Linked DNA regions of Homo sapiens: region 2 is linked to region 1. A link is an interaction called in ENCODE POLR2A ChIA-PET data of the cell type or tissue named here. Cell type or tissue: GM12878. All regions are shown on one strand. Links, peaks and the distances in the headings refer to the core of each region. The heading gives the core; the rest is flanking DNA.

Evidence for each region. Peaks named below come from ENCODE experiments on the same cell type or tissue, not always from the same donor. Only the 100,000 strongest peaks of a DNase experiment are listed, where the experiment ranks them.
Region 2: POLR2A ChIA-PET joins it to region 1 with 5 read pairs; 17 of 35 experiments call an interaction of 5 or more read pairs at or near these places.

What each region holds. Positions count from the first base shown.
Region 1 is chr4:40,183,053-40,188,316 of GRCh38, forward strand. It overlaps a transcript of N4BP2 not described here. Among named protein-coding and RNA genes, the nearest start is that of RHOH, 11 kb to the right of the region's middle. RefSeq lists an enhancer at 2,764-2,833. In GM12878, for the core only: no CTCF peak of the experiment used is centred there; DNase peaks (open chromatin) are centred at 2,999 and 3,149; H3K27ac peaks cover 4,723 bases.
Region 2 is chr4:40,322,547-40,328,044 of GRCh38, forward strand. LINC02265 (long intergenic non-protein coding RNA 2265) reads left to right here. Exons shown (of 4, transcript NR_121641.1): 3 at 4,164-4,364. Among named protein-coding and RNA genes, the nearest start is that of CHRNA9, 10 kb to the right of the region's middle. RefSeq lists an enhancer at 2,918-2,967. In GM12878, for the core only: a CTCF peak has its summit at 3,046 (motif pointing left); no DNase peak of the experiment used is centred there.

The DNA.
Region 1 (5,264 bases), core at 265-5,264:
TGTTACCCTAAGACAATTCCTGTTAGTGGTTTGGCTTTGCTTCCTCATAGTCTTTGGAAACACTGTTGTAGTCATAATGCACAGATACAATCCCAAGTCCTGTTTCTCTTTTTGCACGTAACCTTGTATCATGAGCATCTCCTTATGTGGTCACATGATCTTCCCAAATACTATTTTCAAATGACCGTGTGTAACATCCCAGTAAGATAATCTACCAATCATTTCTATACAGTATTCTACATTTTTGGCCATTTAGGTTGGGTATTGGCTAAACTACTTTTTACATTTTTTTTTTTTTTTTGAGACGGCGTCTGGCTCTGTCGCCCAGGCTGGAGTGCAGTGGCGCGATCTCTGCTCACTGCAAGCTCCGCCTCCCGGGTTTACGCCATTCTCCTGCCTCAGCCTCCCGAGTAGCTGGGACTACAGGAGCCCGCTACCGTGCCCAGCTAATTTTTTTGTATTTTTAGTAGAGACGGGGTTTCACCATGTTAGCCAGGATGGTCTCGACCTTCTGACCTCGTGATCCGCCCGCCTCGGCCTCCCAAAGTGCCGGGATTACAGGCGTGAGCCACTGCGACCGGCCTACTTTTTACATTTTATAAGAGGTTGGTAGCTTCAACGTCATAAGCTTTTTGTTATTTGTTACTATATCATTAGAAGACAGTCAAGTATTAGAGTAATGAACTGTGGCTTAGGTAAGACATTTATCTCACATAATAAAAAGTAAGAGGTGGTAAGTGAGTCAACAATGCCAGGCTTCTGCTGTGTCTCTCTGCAGTTTTTTGGGTTTCTTTGCTTGTCCTCAGGGCTGCTGCAACCTTCAAGGCATCTAATTCTCCACGGCTACACCCAAAGCATGTAAGGAAGACGGGTGCTCCTGCCCGTGTCTACTTTAACTGGTGAGGAGGACCTCTCCCAGGAGCAAGCAAGACTTTCCCGAACATTTCGTTGATGAGGACTGGGTCACACAGCCACTCATAGCTGCAGGGGAAGCTGAGAAGCAGGAATCAGAAGATTCTTTTTCAGTCTTAGACATCATGATTCACCCCCTGGAACAGAACATTTTGTCCATCTCAAAATAGAGGTTCTTTAGCAAGGAAGAAGACATGACTATCGGGCAGGTAGTCATCTATGTTAAACGTGGGACTTACTGTGGAGACAAAGAAAACCACAAAAATGGTTTTCAGATTAAGTTCTCAGAAGCTTCCCTGTATGGCTGCACGGGCTAGAATGGAGAAACAGGCCCTCAAAATGCAGCACTGGACTTCACATTATTTTTTTTTCTTTACAATGAAACTTCATCTGCCTTTTTTTTTTTAAATAAAAAATTCCCAGCAAAGCAAAAAACTGAAGTGAAACCAAATACATTAGAGAATCACTGAAGAGAATAAACTATATGAGTACAGCTCTTTATTAAAAATAGATTGTAATGTTTATTTTTCTGATTATAGAGTTAATCCTTACTGATCATTAAAAATCTGCAGAGTACAAAAAATTAAAGAAAAAAGTGAAAAAATTATCTCCAATTTTACCATTCAGAGACAGTCACTATTACTATCGGGTCTAATTATTTGTTGCCTTTCAGACGTGAAAAATTTTTTTCATATTAAATTGAGATTTGGGCTGGGCATGGTGGCTCATGCCTGTAATCCCAGCACTTTGGGAGGCCGAGGCAGGTGGATCATCAAAGATCAGGAGTTCGAGACTAGCCTGGCCAACATGGAGAAACCCCATCTCTACTGAAAACACAAAAATTATCTGGGCGTGGTGGCACACATTTGTAATCCCAGCTGCTCGGGAGGCTGAGGCGTAAGAATCGCTTGAACCTGGGAGGCGGAGGTTGCAGTGAGCCGACATTGCGCCACTGCACTCCAGCCTGGGCAACAGAGCAAGACTCTGTCTCAAAAAATAAATAAATAAATAAATAAATAAAATAAAAAATAAATTGGGATTTTACTGTACAGATAGTTTAATTTTATAGCTTACTCTTTGTAATAATAAATCCATGTCCCTTTAAAAATAACAGTTTTTCTCTATTTTTTTCAGGTCTCCCTTCCATTCGACGTGTGCCTCTTGTTGTCCTGTAATGAATTAATTTGAAAAGTAATTTGTCTTCTGTAAGGGGAAATGCTGTAGAAGTAAATTGATTCAGGGAGTCCCCTTACTCATTGGCTGTGTGGCCTTATGTAAGTTGCTTAACCTTTCTGAACTTCACTTTTCTCATTTACAAAGTGAAGATGTTGCTAATAATAGCAATAGTGGTTTTTGCTGTTTTATGGTTTTCTTGTGATAAATGATAATATAAAAGGCTATTGTAAATTGAATTTGAAAGAAAAAAATTTAAAGTTAAAAGAAAACTTAGTAATGTGAATACCCTTTCAAAGTATTTTTAGAAATCTCATTATTGTATATTTAGAAGATTAAAAGACAAGAATTAGAGAACAAAAACAATTTTATTTTCTATTTTGAATAATAAATACTATAGAGATAGGTTTGCTCAAAATTGTAAAGCTTGTTTTGTTTTTGGTAAACATTTGAGAACTTAAACTTATTATTTGGAAAAAAACATTTTAATAGAAATTTTACTTTTTAAAAGGTTTATGTGGTTTTTAAAAAAAGCAAAAAACATTTGTTTATGACTAATCTTGAAATTTTATATGTAATTTAAAATGCCATGTAAGCAGGAAGGTACTCATTTAGGAGAAATTACAAAACTACTTCCTTTTCTTTTAAATGATTAAAAAAATGCACAGCTACAATAATTTAGGTAATAATAATAATAATGAGAACGCAGCAGGCTTAGTTTGAAACCAGACCTTGCAATCCTTGACTGCACTTGTCACAAACATGTTTTCCTCTAATGATCCTCAAGCATTTCCCACTACCTCTTTCTTTTTGAGCACAGACACTGAATTAATTACCCAGAAACCTCACTTTTTTATTTTTGAGTACTCCTTTATCTTCCCATGAGAAGAGAAAGCTACTGAGATTGCCCAGGATGTGTTTCCCAGGTATAATTTCCATTTTAAGGGAAAGTTAAGACAGGCCTTTTAAGAGGTTTGATGCAAAAGCCTCTGGAATCCCTTGTTTTTGGAGTCTGTCTGGAAGTTTGAATTGGCATTGGGTTGGAATCCTCTAAATATGATCCTATGTAAGCTGAGTAATGAGGAAGATGACTTTGCTATGCTTAGCTGTGGTTCAGTGATTCTCCCCTGAGAATCAACTGCTATAAAAATCACTGGTTATTATGTAAAACATTGTGACCGAAGCAGTGACAAGGGTTTATAGAGAAAACTTAGGTAGACTTGCTCAATGAAATTAAGAAAAATAAAAAAGGAACAACAACTTTTCATCTGGTTCATCTAAATGATAGATGCTCATTACAGAACATTTGGGAAATATGTGGCTGGGCAGCATGGCTCATGCCTGAAATACTCACTTGCCCACTGCTCACCTCCTGCTGTGCGGCCCAGTTCCTAACAGGCCACGGGTGGGTACTGGTCTGCAGCCCCAGGACTGGGGACCCCTGACCTAGAGGTTGCCTCTATAAACATTGGCATGTGTGTATACAACAAGTTGAATCCAAATTCGTTTTGTAACCTGCTTTTTTCACTTAACAGTATATTGTGAGCATGTTCCCATGTCATTAAAGATTTTTTGATTTGCAGTGAGCTGATATTGTCTGCTTCCTAGGACTGAGCCACCAGGATCAAAGAAAGGAAATCATTGCCTTCAAGAAGAACATGGTTGACTCGTGCCCATACTTGTCTCTCTTTCATTGAGCCCATGACTATTTTTCCTGATAAGTCATGCCAACTGGTATCAAGTCTCATCTGGATGACATATTTTGTTGTTGTCACTGTTGTTTTTTATCTATGGGCCCAATTGCAATTTATAAATAAGTACTCATTTTCACACAGATATTTTAAGCTGGTTCTTTTCATGATAATTGCATCAGTAATAAAGTGAATGAAATTCACAATTTTACTTCACTGACTCAACATTTATCATTTATCTTAAGCAGGGAATACTACCAAGACAAGAAATTAATTGGTGAGGAAGAAGGGATATGCTAATCTGAATCTGGCCTCCCAAAGCTTTAGCCAGATTATTCCTGATTTGCCAATAGGTCAACTATAAAATTTCTCTTGAAGTAAGGAAAACTTAAGGAGTGTGCTGTGTTCTGGTAAGCTGATTTTCTTGACCATTTTTAATACTGTAAATGGAATCTTTAAAAACAAACAAACAAAGCCTACATTCATCCAAAGCCAAAAATCTGTACACATTCTGGACATTTGTGCAAAAAAAAATTTAAATGGCTACATGTAATTAAAACGACACTGGTCATTTACTTTCCAACTCAGGACATACCCTGACTTCCTTGTGTTGGTTATATGTCACTATATGACACAGTTATTTATTTATTTTTAAAATTGTTCTATTTTTTTGTAGAGATGGGGTCTTGCTATGTTGCCCAGGCTGGTCTCAAACTCCTGGGCTCAAGTGATCCTCCCACCTTGGCCTCCCAAAGCACTAGGATTACAAGCGTGAGCCACTGTGCCCAGCCTAAGATGCATTTTATTCACTTAAGAGAGCTAACCTGTTCAGATTATGAATTGACAAGTCATATCAATTCTAGTTTTGAGTGACTTTCAGAAGACAATCACACACCTCATCTATAAATCAGCATATGTCTGTAACATCTTCCAAAACTCAGGAGGGCAGATGAAAGCCATTCTCACACATGTCGTTCACATCATCAGCAGAAACTGTGCGTTAGTGGGTGGAATTCCTTTTGCTTAGTTGTATGATGGTGATAGCTAATAAAAATGGCATTTAAAAATGAATGTCTAAAACTTGGGCTAACCCAGGAAATTACAGGCATCTTAGGAATAAAAAGACAAAAAGAGACAAAGAACTGTTCTTTAAAAGTGCAAGGAACAGAGTGAGGGCAAAGGAAAAGGTTTCTTCTGGAGGAGGGAGGAAAAACAACAACAACAAAAGAAAATGTTTCTTCTTTTTTGGATGAGAATAATAGTAGCCTTTGAAGTTTCAAATTGATCTTTGTCAATGAGCCATTTGGAATTCAGGATCAGGCAAACCAGCTTGAGAGGCTGGGGTACTCACTTAGTGGAGAGACCAAACAAGTAATATTTAAATGATGTAGCCACAGCCTGAAGTCAAGGATACCAAAGATATTGGCAAAAGTCAACCGGCTACCATCATAAAGATGTGCAAAGGTAGACTATGGAATCACAGGCTGT
Region 2 (5,498 bases), core at 332-5,331, 140 kb after region 1:
GGATTTTTGTAAAGAGCAAGGGGCATAATTTATATTAAGGCCTAAATGACAGATGTATATTTTCATTGTGTTTTCTATGATTGGCTCTTCAAGGGAGTAGTGTTTAAAGTTTTGCCCCAAATGTTCTTTTCAAGGAGAGCTCTGGGAGGTCCCATAATTCTGTGACTTTGCGTTTGCAGAACACAGCAGATGACCTGAGCAGCATTCAATCAGTGATCACTGTTTATTGAACTCAGTGTCACAATAATGTTCATGGACTCACAAGTAAGAAAGACCTCGGTTCTATCCCAGCACTGCAACTTGGACATGCTACTTAAAACTCTCCAAGCCTGCCTTCTGTAAATGGGATAATACCAGCAACCTTTGCAGAGGTATAAAGATTACCATGGTAAACTGTTTCCATGGTCACAGAATTCACAATCCAAGATAAAAGAGTCATTAAGCACACAGACACACAAATAGGCAAGCAAAGGTTGGAGAAGCACATTCTAGGAGAAAGGAACTGCAGAAATCTTGCGTTGGCAGGAACTTGACACGTTTGATATACTACAAGGTCGGCAAGACCTTCTCATAAATTTGTGAAGCAATTAGCATTCTTTTAGTCAACAGTCAGCATTTCTCTATGTGTGTAGTATATTTATAACTAATAAAGTAAAACTTATGCTTTTAAGAAAATATTTTTTCCCAAACATTTAAGTGTTAATTGCATGCCTAAATTAAGTTCGTTTTTTTGGTTTTTTGCTTGATTAAAATTACAACACAAATCCATTGGATCTTAAATACCTTAAAAGCCTTTAAAAACTGGCAAAACATACTAGTTATCACAAAGATTACAGAAATTATGACATAACATTGCTTTTTTTTTTTTTTTCAGACAGAATCTTGCTCTGTTGCCCAGGCTGGAGTGCAGTGGGGCAATCTCGGCTCACTGCAGCCTCTGCCTCCCGGGTTCAAGCAATTCTCCTGCCTCAGCCTCCTGAGTAGCTGGGATTACGGGCATGCACCACCACGCCTGGTTAATTTTGTATTTTTAGTAGAGACAGGGTTTCTCCATGTTGAGGCTGGTCTTGAACTCCTGACCTCAGGTGATCCGCCCGCCTCGGCCTCCCAAAGTGCTCGGATTACAGGCGTGAGCCATCGCGCCCTGCCACAATCAATCTTTAGGTTGGGCCCTTTGAAAAAACAGAATCTTGTTTCTGATTTCATGGAACTTTTAGGTCCCTTTTCTCTTCGAATAGATTTTGAGTTTTGGAAACCAGAAGCATATATTCTTTAAATTTTTCAAAATCAGCTTCCCTATCCCAGTTCAGCCATTATTATATATTGATTTGATCTGTTGGTGTGATTGATAATTTAGGTATGTTTTATCAATATCTCATTATAATTATATGATCATCTAAACCTTGCTACTCAATGTGTGGTCCATGGGCCAGCAGCATCTATATCACGTGGGATGCAGAATCTCAGCCTCAGTCAGGCCTCCTGACTCAGAATCTGCATTTGAACGAAACCTCCTGTGATCTGATGGCCATTTAAAGCCCAGATGACTCATAGAAAGGATGCAGCTACCTAGATATGAGGGATGGAGCCTGTGGCTGGCAATCCTCTTCAGGACATGCAACTAATTTGGCATCATGGAACCCACTATTACTCCCTCTTTTCTTATAGTTTGAGGTTTCATTATAACTGCTAAGATTTTCTTCTACCTTGACCAAGAGAAGAAGGCTTGGGACTGAATCCTGAGAAATCCAACATTGAGGGAAGAAGCAGATGAGGAGGAATTGCGTAGGAAGTTAAGAGAAAAGCTGGAGTTTTCCTGCCGTGGAAACCCAGAGAAATGACTGTACTAAAATAAGTAGTGAGCACCTCACTGTGAACATTAGCCATGTTCCTATTGGGATTGTTATGAGTAGCAATTTTAAAATGAAGAACAAATGCTATCTTAGACGGGCTAGAGAAGCTCATGGAGTCTCATCACAGAGGTCTCTCCCAAGAGTCATTTTCCCGGACCTTTGGAAGAAGGATCGATGGTCCCCCACGGTGTTGAACGAAGTGCTTATTTGCAGAATTAACTCACAAAAATGTTAAATTCAGAGGAAATGGTCTGTTCACTGAAGTGTTACATTTTCTTCTGAGGGGTGAGGTGAGGATGTGAAGGGAAAGGATGACAACAAGCCGAGGTAAACTTACTTTGAAAGAATAGTACAACCTTCCCACTACTTTGTTTTCTGGGCCTCCCATAGCACTTCATGCACTGATTTTTTTTAAACATAAACAAAAGGTTTAAATATTGTTTTCAAAATTCCCTACCCAGGACTGGGCACGGTGGCTCACACCTGTAATCCCAGCACTTTCGGAGGCCAAGGCGGACGGATCACTTGAGGTCAGGAGTTCAAAACCAGCCTGGCCAACATGGTAAAACCTTGTCTCTACTAAAAATACAAAAAATAAAAAAAATTAGCCTGGCGTGGTGTTGCGCGCCTGCAGTCCTGGCTACTCGGGAGGCTGAAGCAGTAGAATCGCTTGAACCCGGGAGGTGGAGGTTGCAGTGAGCCGAGAGCGTGCCACTGCACTCCAGCCTGGGCGACAGAGTGAGACTCTGCCTCAACAAAAACAAAAACAACAAAAAATTCTCTACCCTAAAGAATTGGGTAAAATCCAGTCCTCCAAACCAGGGGAAGAGTTAGTTCCTGGAATACTCTATTTTGATCTTGCAGAATTATACTCCGTTAGAAATTAATCCAGATAAGATACGAGAAAACAATAAAGCAGGAACATTCTAGAAAGTGTATTGATTAGGACAACTTGACTCTAATAATCTATTTCTTAGCTTAAATCTGTTAATAGATTTGATTATCATAAGCACTTGGCTATTAGCCAGAAATCCTGGATAAATGGACGGATCACTGTAAATTTGGTATTTGAAGCTGTTATATTTCAAGCTGTTTTTTTTTTCTTTGTATGTGCTGTCTCTTTAGAGCTGGTTAAAAACAGCAGATTTCACATATGACGTTATCTGCAGTGCCCTGTGCAGAGGCCTGCAGGGAGTTTACAGAGACACCTGGTGGCTGAGAAGGTGAAGTACCTTGGCTTTGTCAGAAGATAAAGGATTTGAATTGTGTCTAAATTTGGTTTCTTTTTGTGGCTGAGAATTTCACTCCTTTCTTAATTATTTTAGTAGAATTGCACATTTAAAAAAATAGACTTTGATTTTTAAAGATTATTTTTAGAGCTTTCACTCTTTCTTTCTGAAAAAAATCATCAACCAGGTGAATTGACCAGTTCCATCAGCTGGGCTGAATCTCATCAGGGCCAGGACCAGAGTGAGGCAGGAGAGGCACTTGCTTCCAGTGCACATTTAAGGGGGAGCCAAAAATATTAGTAATGAATATAGATAAATTTTTTTGAGACAGGATCTCTATCTGTCACCCAGACCAGAGTGCAGTTGTGTGATCATAGCTTACTACAGCTTTAAACTCCTGGGCTCAAGTGATCCTCCTGCCTCAGCCTCCCCCATGTAGGAGGGACTGCAGGTACGCATCACCATGCCTGGCTAATTTAAAAGAACTTTTCTTTTCTTTTTTTGGTAGAGATGGGGGTCTCATTTTATTGCCCAGGCTGGTCTTGAAGTCCTGGCCTCAAGTGATCCTCCCACCTCGACCTCTCAAAGTGTTGGGATTACAAGCATAAGCCACCATGCTTGGCCTTAATACAATATTTCTAAACATCAAAATTAATGCAAAATATTTCATTATAAATAAAAATACCAAAGTTTAAAAACAGGATTAGTGGCTGGGCATGGTGGCTCATGCCTGTAATCCCAGCACTTTGGGAGGCTGAGGCAGGTGGATCGCCTGGGGTCAGGAGTTCGAGACCAGCCTGGCCAACATGGTGAAACCCCATCTCTACTAAAAATGTAAAAATTAGCTGGGTGTGGTGATGCATGCTTGTAGTCCCAGCTACTTGGGAGGCTAAAGGAGGAGAATTGCTTGAACCCTGGAGGTGGAGGTTGCAGTGAGCTGAGATCATGCCATTGCACTCCAGCCTGGGCGACAGAGAGAAATTCTGTCAAACAAACAAACAAACAAAAAACCAATAACAACAACAACAAAAAAAAACAGGATTAGTATTGCCAATATTCTCTCTCTCTTTTTTTTTTTCAGGCTCCAATATGGCTCAGAAAGGCACTGAGAAAACCTAGCCTTAGCTAGGCTAAGAGCCTAGCTTCTGGCCTGGCTTTTACGTGGTCAGCGGATGTGCGTCCATCCCCCTGCACTGGTTCCCCTTGTCCTTTCTGTGGCTCTCCTGGATTCCTCTCGTTCAGCTCCTTGGTGTACAGAGCCTATGTCAATGGCAATGGTGAGGTAAGTGAGAAGAAGAAACGGAGAAAGTTAAAAAGTGTCTTTGAGGAAAACACTTGGGAATAAAATCTTCCAGTTCTCCTGCTTTACCTTTCAGTACCCTCCCTGCTTCCTTCCAAACATGCTTCCAGAAGCAGGCACCTAGGCCATTCATACCCACGGGGCTGCTCTCGGCTAAGTAGGCCTAGCCGAAGAGACACTGAGGGCAGGTGGGCAGGTGGGGTGGGAGATGGAGCAGCGCGTTGCTGACTGGGAGAAAGCACCTCCTTGCCTCTTTTCAGTTTTAACATGTCCCTTTAGTGCCCACTTTCCAGAACAGGGCAGAGGATGGGGGAGCGGGAGATGAGTGAGGTCTTGGGGCCATGGGGCCATGCTGCTTCTAAGGGGGCAGAAGCTGTGGGAGAGGTTGGGGGCTGGTAGCTCTCAGAATAGCCTGGGAAGGGTATCAGCTGGGTTTGCACAGTGTTGTCTCCGAATCTCCCAGCTCCCCTTCTCTATGATTAGCATCCTTGAAGTAGCGTGCTACTGTTAACAGAAGAGCAGAGTGTGCCCCTTCTGCTTTTTCCCATGCTTGTCATTTGCCTAACTCTTACAATGTTAGCAGAGAGACAGTGTTTGCAACGAGCAGGGAAATATTGCACAATTGTGACTGCAGGGTCTGCTATGAGAAGAGGAAGCAGAGCCAGTGGGGTGAGAACCTCCTGGGATGAGAAGGGGTCGGAAACTCAAGAACAAAGGAAAATGTCTGAGAAGTCCCAAGGAGCAAGTGGGCTACCATTGAGGACAGAAATCTCCCATGGATGAGGTCTCCTCTGTGCAGCAAAGAAAGACCCCAGAAACAGGAGGAAGCCAGGAGATACTCACCCTATACCACACTGTACAGTTTTATAGCTTTCAAATATATTCCCTCAGGGGATTTCAGGGAAAATAGTATGCACCCTCTGACAAAGCACAGACATCAGAGCCCGCTACAGTCCCCAGATCACTCACTTGGACATACTGGATACCCTGGATCATATATCAGCTGCTCTCCTGACCCAGAAAACTGCATGTCTCTTATCACCCACTCATGTCTCTTCATGAACTTGGCTCTTCTGTTGGCAACTTTATGAGTTTCTTTTTACCAGTGGGTGCTTT